2 separate regions of the Homo sapiens genome follow, and region 1 is linked to region 2. A link is a contact called in ENCODE Hi-C or POLR2A ChIA-PET data. All regions are on one chromosome and are shown on one strand. The core of a region is the stretch at or near the end of the contact, and the rest is flanking DNA. Distances in the headings are between cores, read along the strand shown. Region 1 overlaps LOC439933 (a long non-coding RNA gene). Region 2 has its middle 39 kb from the start of MIR1255B1.

What was found. Hi-C counts contacts between places; a loop is a spot of excess contacts on that map. ChIA-PET counts read pairs that join two places held with the same protein, here RNA polymerase II (POLR2A). Pooled maps may share reads with other maps.
Region 1: a pooled map shows a loop between it and region 2 (2.2-fold over the local background). The contact joins two enhancer-like sites. A Hi-C loop is called at or near these places in 4 of 168 maps with a recorded cell type or tissue (CD4-positive, alpha-beta T cell, CD4-positive, alpha-beta memory T cell, CD8-positive, alpha-beta T cell and 1 more), 20 of 37 single-sample maps with no recorded cell type and 18 of 50 pooled maps. POLR2A ChIA-PET finds 5 or more read pairs at or near these places in 4 of 52 experiments (CD4-positive, alpha-beta T cell, CD4-positive, alpha-beta memory T cell, activated CD4-positive, alpha-beta memory T cell and 1 more).

The regions. Positions count from the first base shown.
Region 1 is chr4:36,265,999-36,271,206 of GRCh38, reverse strand. The region is part of intron 3 of LOC439933 (a long non-coding RNA gene); the gene reads right to left. Among named protein-coding and RNA genes, the nearest start is that of DTHD1, 13 kb to the left of the region's middle. Within about 2 kb of position 1,931, at least 3 of the 41 ENCODE cell types and tissues checked have a DNase peak (open chromatin) inside an H3K27ac peak, as active enhancers do; they include CD8-positive, alpha-beta T cell, where a contact is called at or near this core.
Region 2 is chr4:36,384,702-36,389,780 of GRCh38, reverse strand. No RefSeq gene overlaps it. Among named protein-coding and RNA genes, the nearest start is that of MIR1255B1, 39 kb to the left of the region's middle. RefSeq lists an enhancer at 3,517-3,716. Within about 2 kb of position 3,285, at least 6 of the 41 ENCODE cell types and tissues checked have a DNase peak (open chromatin) inside an H3K27ac peak, as active enhancers do; they include CD8-positive, alpha-beta T cell, where a contact is called at or near this core.

The sequences.
Region 1 (5,208 bases), core at 682-3,181, 120 kb after region 2:
AGACATCACCTTTTATATTTGTGTTTCTTAGGAATATTAATTTTGTTTTAAAAGCAAAAACTTTAATAGACAGTGGATGTTATAAGAGCCATTTTGTCCAGGTGGGGGTGAGAGTAAGGAAATTCGAGCTTAAATAGTATAATACAATTTGTTTTCCCCATCTCTCTTCTCATAACTGCTTTTGTTGCAAATACATAGTTGCAATTGCTTCTTAATCTTAAATCAGTCTGTATTTTTGAAAGTCTAGAATAAACTGGGTGCTTAGGAGTTAATGATCTCATTATACTTCAGTAATGGTGCCATATGAATTCATGTGATTATACAGGATAGTACAATAAAGTCAGAACCTCTGGTGGGAAGTGGCTTCCTTGTGTCTTGAGGGACTTAATTCCTCAGTGTCTCAATTATGTCCTAAGAAGGACCGATGGTACTAGGAAATATATGCCAGAATGTTCAGTACTAGAGGACTTCTCTTATTTCAAATGTACAAGAGTAATAATATATTCACTCATGAGAGAAACTGGTGCCTCTGTTTGGGTTCTTTTAAAAATCACAATTTCATTCATTAAATTTTCAAAATGTTAAAGATAGCTTAGAATAGTAAAAAGGAGTAATTTCTAAAAAACTGATGATTACTAATTCAATATCTGGAAGTACAAGGAGCCCTTGGATTGTATTTTATGAAATAAGCTGTAAGATTTTAAGATATGGATTGTTAACATATTCAAAATAGTCTTATTAAAAAACTCTAGATTTTTTTTTAAAAAACAGACTTTCAAATATTTTACTGTACTTCACTTGGTCTCATTTCAGCAATAAGATCTAAACTTAATACCTGGAGAATAATCTCAACATTCTTAAGGACCCAGAAAGTGGAGTACTTCAAAGATAGCATGGGACATGCCATAAATTAAACAAACAACAACAACAAACGCAAGAAAATATCTTCAGTATGCTTTTTGAGAAGAGGTAATTCATACGAGGACTATTTATGAGTAAATCAGGGTGTTATGATGACTTTTTAATGAAAGTTGGAATTCTTATTCTGGTCCAAAGAGATAGCCATGTGTTTGAATGACCTTGAAGACTGTTATTTTGAACCATTACGTAATCCAGCAGCTGTGGCAATGCCCTTTTCTGAGATACACAAACAAAGAAGCAAAATAGAATAGACAAGTGAATTCTTGAGAAAGTTTGCACATCGCCATGTAGCTATGTGTGTAGAGTGTCAGCCTCCATACAATGTTAACTGTTTCCAAGTGATAGTGGTGATGCCCAACCTGCAGTTTAGCTGTGAGATTTGGGCCAGTAATTGATGTTACAGCCCATTTAGGGACGACTTTAATTAACATCACCTGTGAGCCATGAATAGCGCAAACAGCAAGTCAAGATCATCAACAGTCATCCACTGTAGGGAACCAAATGTATTACCAAATCTCTGCTGGCTAAAAATGAGGACTGCTGACCTGTATAACTACATATTACAGAGAATAAGAGCCCTAAAGTGAGTCATTTGTCCATCAGCCAATATAGATTGTGTTTATTGTATACTAAGCATTGTTCTAATCTTGGAGGTGGCTTAAATAGTTTTTCTCTCTGTGGATCTTAAACATCTAGCTGGAGTGACTAAACTTGCGTTTGATAAAGATCAAAGAAAACTAAAAATGTACATTCAAAAGAGCAAATTAGCAATGTATTAAACAAGATTTTTAAAGAATGCATGAAATAGACAAGAAAGCAATAGAGAGAAACACAACCAACAGATGTCAAATATCAAAAACTTGAGACATCCTCAAATGCAACTTCAAACTGTTGCATAGACCTCGATTTGTGGAAAGAACGGGGGAATCACAGATGAACCAATAGTGTAGCAGTCAGAAGAACTTCACAGTGAAACCAGCCCCAGTGATGTAGCCACAGCTGTGAAGCTGTTTCCCTCTGTCATCTTGTTATACCAAGCACATCTTGTTTCCATGGGGACAAGAATTCGGAAGCAGCCATATCTTGAACTTAAAAGAAAGAAAGAAGGGTCTTCTGGGTTATATACCAATTTATTATTAATGACGAGACATTCTTCTGCTCAGTCCTTGAATTTCTCATGCTGGTGGATTTAGTTTAATTTGGTTGATCCAGAGAAGACTTTGTGGATGTGAGTTTGAATGAAAATGTACAGTGTTTTTTTTTTTGTTTTTTTTTTTTTTTTTCTGGCCTACAATGTGTAAGCCATGAAAGAAACAGTTTTACTCCTGCCTGCTCCTTCTCTAGGTGTTCCTGGGATTTTTACCTCTGCTGTATATTACTTGCTAATGCAACTTTTCCCCTATGTTTACTCTCAAATGACTTTCTTGGATACAAAAAGGAGAAAACATAGTAGTATATATTATCAGATAATTACTTCTAGCCCCTTTCAGCCGAATCTTGAGATTGGAAGTTTGGATCCCTTACAAGTCTTCAGAAAAGTCTTTTATGCTGTGGCTGATTGCATTAACTACACAAGATACAGTTTCCTTTGAGGTTTTGAAAGATACATTTTTTGGAGAGCCTCAATACTGAGGTAAAATATAGCTTATAGCACTTCATAAGATCAGGCTGAAAGGACTTCTCACAAGTAGACAATTCTATTTCAATATTTTTGAAGAAAACAAGAGCAACCACCATAAACAGCTAAACAAAACACCAGAAATATAACAAATATCAGTGGCATCTAAGTATACATATAGAGTTATACACACATTCTATCATAAATTCCATGTCTTATGGAGAAATAAAATTCATCCATTTTGGTGAATGCTAATAACTCCCACTTTAGACACTAAGCTTATCAAGATAACATAAAAGCATGTTTATTTACCAGATGTTTGCTAAGCATCTACTATGTGCTTTCACATTTGTGTGCCTACTCTTCTAGGCACTGAGAAGAAAAGTTTCATTTCTCAGGCAGCTGAAATTAAAGTATGTATCTTACGTCATGTTTGTGTAGGTTAGCCTACATGGCACAGCTAGCTAGCTAACTATGTTAGTTGGACTTAAATAAACACATTTCTATTGCTATGTAATCTGCCCATATCATATAATTTTGTTTGGAGATCAAATTAATGCTACAGGTAAATAAATACTCAACCTGTTGCAGCATGCAAAGACTATCTGATATTTCACAACAAAGTTAATGCCAAGGTCCTTCAGATGGTATTGCTCTATCATGACTGCTAGAATGAAGTAATTGGTAACAGCTATGCTTGAAACAAAGCAAATTGCTGTATTTCTAAATAGTTACTGAGTCTATTCTTTGTTGTTGTCAAGCTTAGAATCTTTTTTGCACAATATATACCAAAACAGTATGTTTTTAAGCTGGTTATATAATAGTTTCACAGAGCTACTATAATGACTAAGAAATTGTAGATGCTTTTGTTTCATTTTTTCTCCCAAAATGAATTAGCTCTTTTGACTGGTTAAGGATCCATTTTCATGACGTCAGACCACTGAATGGAATTTTGAGTTCTTAGAACTTCAAAAGCTTCATTATCTGATGTAACATTCAAATCTAATTTGAAAGGAAATGCTTCATTACAGTCCATGTCCTCAGCATGTCTTTGTAAAGAGAAAAGAGTTAGGAAACTTCCTCTTGCATAGTCACCTCTTAATGTCATTCTTGAATGTGTTCTCCTATGATAATTAGATGTTTAAATATTGAAATAGAATAAGTTTAAATTCAGAAGAAATCATACAATTCCAGAGCTAAAAATGATCCCTTAGGTCTTCCTAGTCCAACCCTCATACTTTATGAATGGAGATACCGAGGGAAGAGCTAGCTGGCTCTCATGATACTACAGAACCAGATCTGTAACCAATCAGCTTCGTGTTCCAGTGCTGCTACCTGACACAGGTTAAACAAAAAGATCCATTCCTTTAAATAAAAAGCATGAGATGTAAATTCGCATGCTTGCTTGAATTGAAACTATTAAATTTTTCACAACTCCCTTCAGTATTCTTTCTTTTTTTGTTCTTTTTTTTAGAGATGAGGGTCTTGCTTTGTTGCCCTGGCTGGAGTGCAGTGACACAATCATACTTCACTGCTGCCTCAAATTCCTAGGCTCAAGTGATCTACCCGCCTCAGCCTCTTAAAATCCTGAGATTACATTCTTGAGCCACACCACCTGGCCTGTTTATTTCTAAAACTTCATCAGTGATTTTTAATCATGGTTTGGGCATAGTAAACATTGATATATACGTACATGTATAATTTATTTAAAATTTTATAGCCTACTTATTTCCATCCCCTCTAAAAAATCCAACTATTTAAGCTTACCTAAAATAAACTCACAAACAATATAAGTACTACTAATAAAGTTTTACAAATAAAAAATTATACAGGGAAAAGAGAAAAAGAATTACTAGGAAAGTGGAAACATCATTCTTAAGCATTGACCTTCACACTGAGTTTCCTGGCCATCAAGGCAATGGCAGAATAAAGTCTTAGTCCCATTTTTAGATGAAAGGAGGTATAAAACATTTCTGCCAGGGAGAGAAAAGGGGAGGTAGCTGGGAAAGGCTTGGTTTGAACTTGGTTGAAGAATAAAAAGAGGGAAGGAAGAAATGAAGGAAAGGGAAGGAAGGAAGGAAGGGAGGGAGGGAAGGAGGGAGGGAGGGAGGAATGAAGGAAGGAAATTTGAATGGGAGCATTTTAGATGGACCCTGCAGTTTTAAGGAGTGATCAACCTAGCCATCCGGGAGGTATCAGGTACTGAATTACAGATGATTTTAGCATCTAGATCTTTATGTAAAGGATTATTAATATAATGAACAAGGTCTCCAAAAGAGGCTTTGAAAAAGCATCAATATTTCTTTCTGGTTCTTATATTGAATCCAGTGAAAGCATTTGAAAATTAAACTGTCTTCCTGGGAACTAATTTTCTTTTAGGCAATAGAGTACTAACTTAGCATATTCTTGATCATCTCAATGGAAGCTGAAATAGAAGATAAAGCAATGGAAGAAAGGAAGATGAGCTTATCCTTTATAGTCTTATTCAAATATTAGATCAACTATGCTTTGGGCCAGAATAAGTGTCAGTCCATTCAATGTTGCATTATATACAGTGAGGTGAAGCGTATCTTCACCTACTCGGATTTCCTGGAACTTGGAAAACTTGCTATATTTTCTCAGATACTCTTTCAGAGATAACTTCACTCTAGACAAAAGACTAGTGGAAG
Region 2 (5,079 bases), core at 2,036-4,535:
CAGATGTCTAAGAGCTATCTGCGGTTACTATGTTGAAAACATAGCTCCTGGTGTTCATTTCTCACCACCTTGCCCCGCCAAAGAAACAGCCTCACTCTTTTAGCAGCAGCTTCATTAGTCCAATTATACAACAAAACCTTGAGGTCATTTTGACTCATTTCCTCTTCTTTCATCCTAGATCCAATTTATTGGCAAGCCTGGTTGATTCCAACATCAAGATATGATAGAACTACTTAATATTATTTGCACTGCTAATACCTCAGAAAACTATCATATCTGGCTTGGATGAGGGCAATTGGCTCCTAATTGGTATCTTCATTTTAACTTTTATTTCCCTAAATGTATTCTACATATAGCAGCCACTAGTGCTACTTAAAAAAAATAAACCTATCATCTCTTCCAGACTCCAGAACTGTGAGAAAACTTATCACATTTCTCTTGAAACTGTTTAATGACTTCTCTTTGCAGTTGAAATGAAAGACAAATCTTTCTCTGTAATTTATCGGGCCCTGCTACCTTTTTGACATTATTTTCAAATACTTGCTTCTCATTCACTTTGCATCAACCACATTGCCCCCCTAGCTGTTTCTCAAATAGTGCTCTGTACTCGTTCTTCCCATTTCCTGGACAATTCTTCATCTAGACATTCACAAGGCTAGTTCACTAATGCCCAACAGGCTATCAGCCAGGACACAGAAACTATATTAGGTATTTCAGTGGAGAAGATTGGAAGTGGAATTGGTTAAGCAGGTACTGAAGGACAGGAACAGCCGACGGCAACATTAAGGCTAACATGACATAGTAAATGCAGGCAGCAGCTACCACTGCTCCAACTGAGACAAACAAAGGGGACGGTTTTAGGTTATCAGAGCCTTGTCACTCAGAGGAGTGTCCACGGAGTTGTGACTCAGATATCTGATAGTGGGCTGGCCATCTGGCATTGGGAGCTTGGGAAATCAAAGGAGGAGTTCCGTGAGATTTGGACTCATACCTCAGAGGAAAAAAAACTGAATGGTGTCTCTCCTCCCACCCCAAATCTATATATTGCAGCCTTAATCCTCAATGTGACTGTGTGTGGAGGTAGGATCTTTAAAGAGGCAGTTAAGGCTAAATATGATTATAAGAGTTGGGGGCCCTAATGCAATATGGCTGATGTCCTTATAAGAAGAGGAAGAGGCACCAGGGATGCGTGCACACAGAGGAAAGCCCTGTAAAGACACACAGCCAGAAGGCAGCTGTCTGCAAGCCAAATAGAGAGTCCTCCGGAGAAACTTTGATCTTGGAATTTCTGCCTCAAGAACTGTGAGAAAAAAATACCACAGACCCAGCCTGTAGTATTTTATTATGGCAGCCAGAGCAGACTGATACAGACCCACTACCTGTGTGTACTGATGCTCAGGGGATCGAATGGGGAGTGAGGATTCTGAGTCAGGGACTCCAAGGAGTCAGAATGTGACTGGTTCAGAAAGTGCCTGAAAACTAGGATCATCTATTTCTTCCAGGGCGGAAGGATCATTTCTAGAGTGATGCTGTCAGAAACAGAATAGGAAGGAAGAAATCCTTTCTTCCTTCTGCACTCCAGTCTTCCTCTAGTGAATTCTATCGGAAAAACTTACGAAATCATCTGACAACGGAGAAACAATTTGCAGAGTCCCAACCACCAGCAAGCCGAAAACAGCATCAGAATCACGCGATCTCTGGCTCTACTCATAGGGAGAAAATATGGTCCCATAAGTCTCAAGTGAGCACTGAAAATCTGTGTTTTTAAGGTGTCCAGTGGATTTTGAAGTTCATCTTCATTTGAAAACTCCTGACCTAAAACAAACCTCTCGTTTTTGTGGTGAGGAAACTGAACAAAGGGCAGTGAAGTGTCTTACGGTCTGTAACTCTGAGGTTCTGGCTACATGTAAGGAAAAAATTAGCACTGAACATCCTAAGCATTTGCCATTAACAACCACTGCCTGCTTAGCTTGGTTGATTTGTTTTTGCATAATTGGTTTATTCATCCACTGGGTGTAAATGGTGTGTTTTGCATTAGCTTGAATTAAAAGAGAATCCCATATATTAGATTATAATAATGTATTTTTTCTAAATAGTTAGGAGATCGCCAATAGGGTACCATAAAACACAGCACTTAGCCCAGTGATGTCTAACAAATTGTTAGACACTTAGAAAAGAAATATAATAGCAAATCAGTAAAACGTATGGGATGGTGGATAAGAGTGTAAACGATATAGCTGACAATAAAGATGAAAACGGAGTTAGTAGATCTGCAGGGATTTTTGTTTATACAGAAAGAACAAAGTGGGAATTCATATGACAAAATTCTCATATCAATGTAGCGTGAAATGAAAAACTATTCTAGTAAGGTATGAGCAGTGTTAGACTAGAGTATAGCTATCCTTTTTGTGTAAGTGGAGAAACAACTCTTTTTGTCTTTAATAAGCAGATTTGGTGGTGAATAACAGCATTTCCTCAGTCTAGGGCACTGAATCATAAATCTTTATAATTTAGTTTTTTTTTTAAATCCAGATCATTTATCAAAGGAACAAAATCAATGTCAGTGGAAGGCACTGTAAAATGTATCCTGTCCTCCATACATTTTAAAACAGCACTATTATTAAACAGTACAGTGCAAGAATCCAATGAAGAATAATTATAGGATTTTATGTTTAAGATTAAAATACTAACCTGGCAATATCTGATTACTTGGCTTGTCTTTTCCTAATTGTATGAAAATATAAAATGATTTTTACTAAACTTGCTGCTTCTCAAAGACAAAGGAGATAGTTCTTGGTGTTAGAATCCTGTGAGAATTTTTTCCCTGAATTTCATACACTGTTCTTCCACTGAGAACAATAAGCAGAGAAACACATGCATAGGACTTTGCATGACATCTACTGGTTAAGTGTGTACATGATACAAAAGCTCATTTTTCTTTGCTCCAAATATATCAGTGGATAACCTCCCCAAGGCTCCCCATGGAAGGACAATGTCCACAGGGCTGAAAGACTTCCTTTCCCCCAAAGGGTTCCATAGATCCATTCTGTAACCCATGGGATTTCATTTTACACAAATAAACATGAATAAATTAGAGAATAAAAGATAATCTAGTTGCAATATCTGGGCTTCCTCATCTATATCTGATTATTTCCTTAAACTCTAGAGTTTTCCCCCTGAAATACATTAACTTGATAAATCAGCAAATGGAACTGGCTTAGAAGTTTGTGAATGACTGAAAGCAGCAGCATGTTCTAGTAACACAGGAAGCGTGTGGTAGGGTTGGTAACTTGTCACACACTGGTAGTGGTCTGAGGGTCAGGTGGAAGTCTTCAGCATCCAAAAATACTTTTTAACATTACCTTAAATTTCACTATTAGAAGGTTATATATTTAAACCACAAACAGGTACATCCCTTTATTAACATGCAAATAATGCAGTGTGTCCATTTGCAGCTTAATCTATTTTTGTGCTGACAACTCTCCACTGTATTTGCCTCCTATCCAGATCCTTCCTCTGACCTTCTCTATGCCCCAGGTGTTGACCACAGCAGACTGAACCGCCCAGGTTCCCTTCTTGGCTGGCTTCTAGTTGAGATGGCTAGTGAAAAGCACTAGCAGGAGATCAAAAGGCAGAAGGAGTGAGATCCTGTGTTGTGGTGTTTTTTTCCTCACTTCCTCATTGCTTTGGTGCTGTGTCTCTTGCAAGAGCTGTGACTCTCCATGAACGTAGTTCCTGTATATGGCCCTTCCTTCAGAGTACAGGAACTTAATATTGTCGATTTCTAAGTGCCTCACCGCCCCTCTATATCCTGTGTTTGTTTTGTAGCTCTGCCTATGACTCTTTAAAAGTAGTGACTTCAATAGAGACTCTATTTGAACCTTCTACTTATTTGCCAGAAACTTTAACAATACCTTTCTAGATGAGACTCAGTTTACATAAAAGGGTACATAAAAGGGTACATAAAAGGGAAGAAATGGAAGAAGGGGAGAGGTAGCATGTGAAGAAAGAAGAGCAATGAAAGGCCAGGAGGCTAAAAAAAGGGACCTCAAACTCTCTTATTTGGCTAAGAACTTTTCCAAAATGACATGTATTTATATGAAAGTGTCCACCTCCATCCCCAAATTAACACTCTGTGCCTAGGGGTAATTTTGTGTTTTGCTTCATTAGAACTTAAGCTCTATGAGAGAATGGTAGTTTTGGGGTTTTGTTGTTGCTTTCTGCCTGCATCTACAGATAACCAAATATCTAGATTGATTAAACTTCCTTGTTATTGCAAAGATTAAAAACATGTTTATATATTAATTACAACAAGTACTTTTATAAAGACAATTGAATCCCTATTTTGTCCTTTGGAGAAGTTATTAACCTTTTCATGCTTGCACTTTCTCATCTATTTAATAGGATACGGCGTAATATAATGGTTAAGAACAGTGATGTACTGGTAAGTGTTTACCAACTGTCTCTCCAGGAAAAAAAATATATATAACGTTTGCTGATCTCTTTGGAGTAAATACTCCCACTAAACTCCTTACTTTTCTATTGCTGCCATAACAATTTCCTTCTCATGCTGCATCTCTCTGACCCTACTTCTGTTTTCACATTGTTTTCTCTGACCACAGGTGGGACAGGATCTTTACTTCCAAGGATTCATGTGATTATATTGAGTCTACCTGGGTAATCCAGGTTTCCCATCTTAAGGTCCTTAACCTTAGTCACATCTACAAAGTTCCTTCCGCCGTGCAAAGTAATGTCTTCACAAGTTCCAGGGATTCAAACATGCATAACTTTGTTCATGGGGACCATCATTCTGGCTACCACACCCACCATGGACAATTTCAAGCAACCAATGTAACATCAGTTGGCTCACAATGTAACATCCAATGTAACATCAACTGGCTCACAAAATCCCTGATAATTCATCAGTTCTGTGAGCCAGATGAAATCACTCCTGCTACCATAATTCAGAGTATAAGTTTCAGAATTAAAAAGTCTGAGTTTGAATTTTGACTTGCAATGTGACTTTGACGAAGTTGCTTCTTTCCTATATCTCAATCCTTATCTGCTTAATGGTGATAA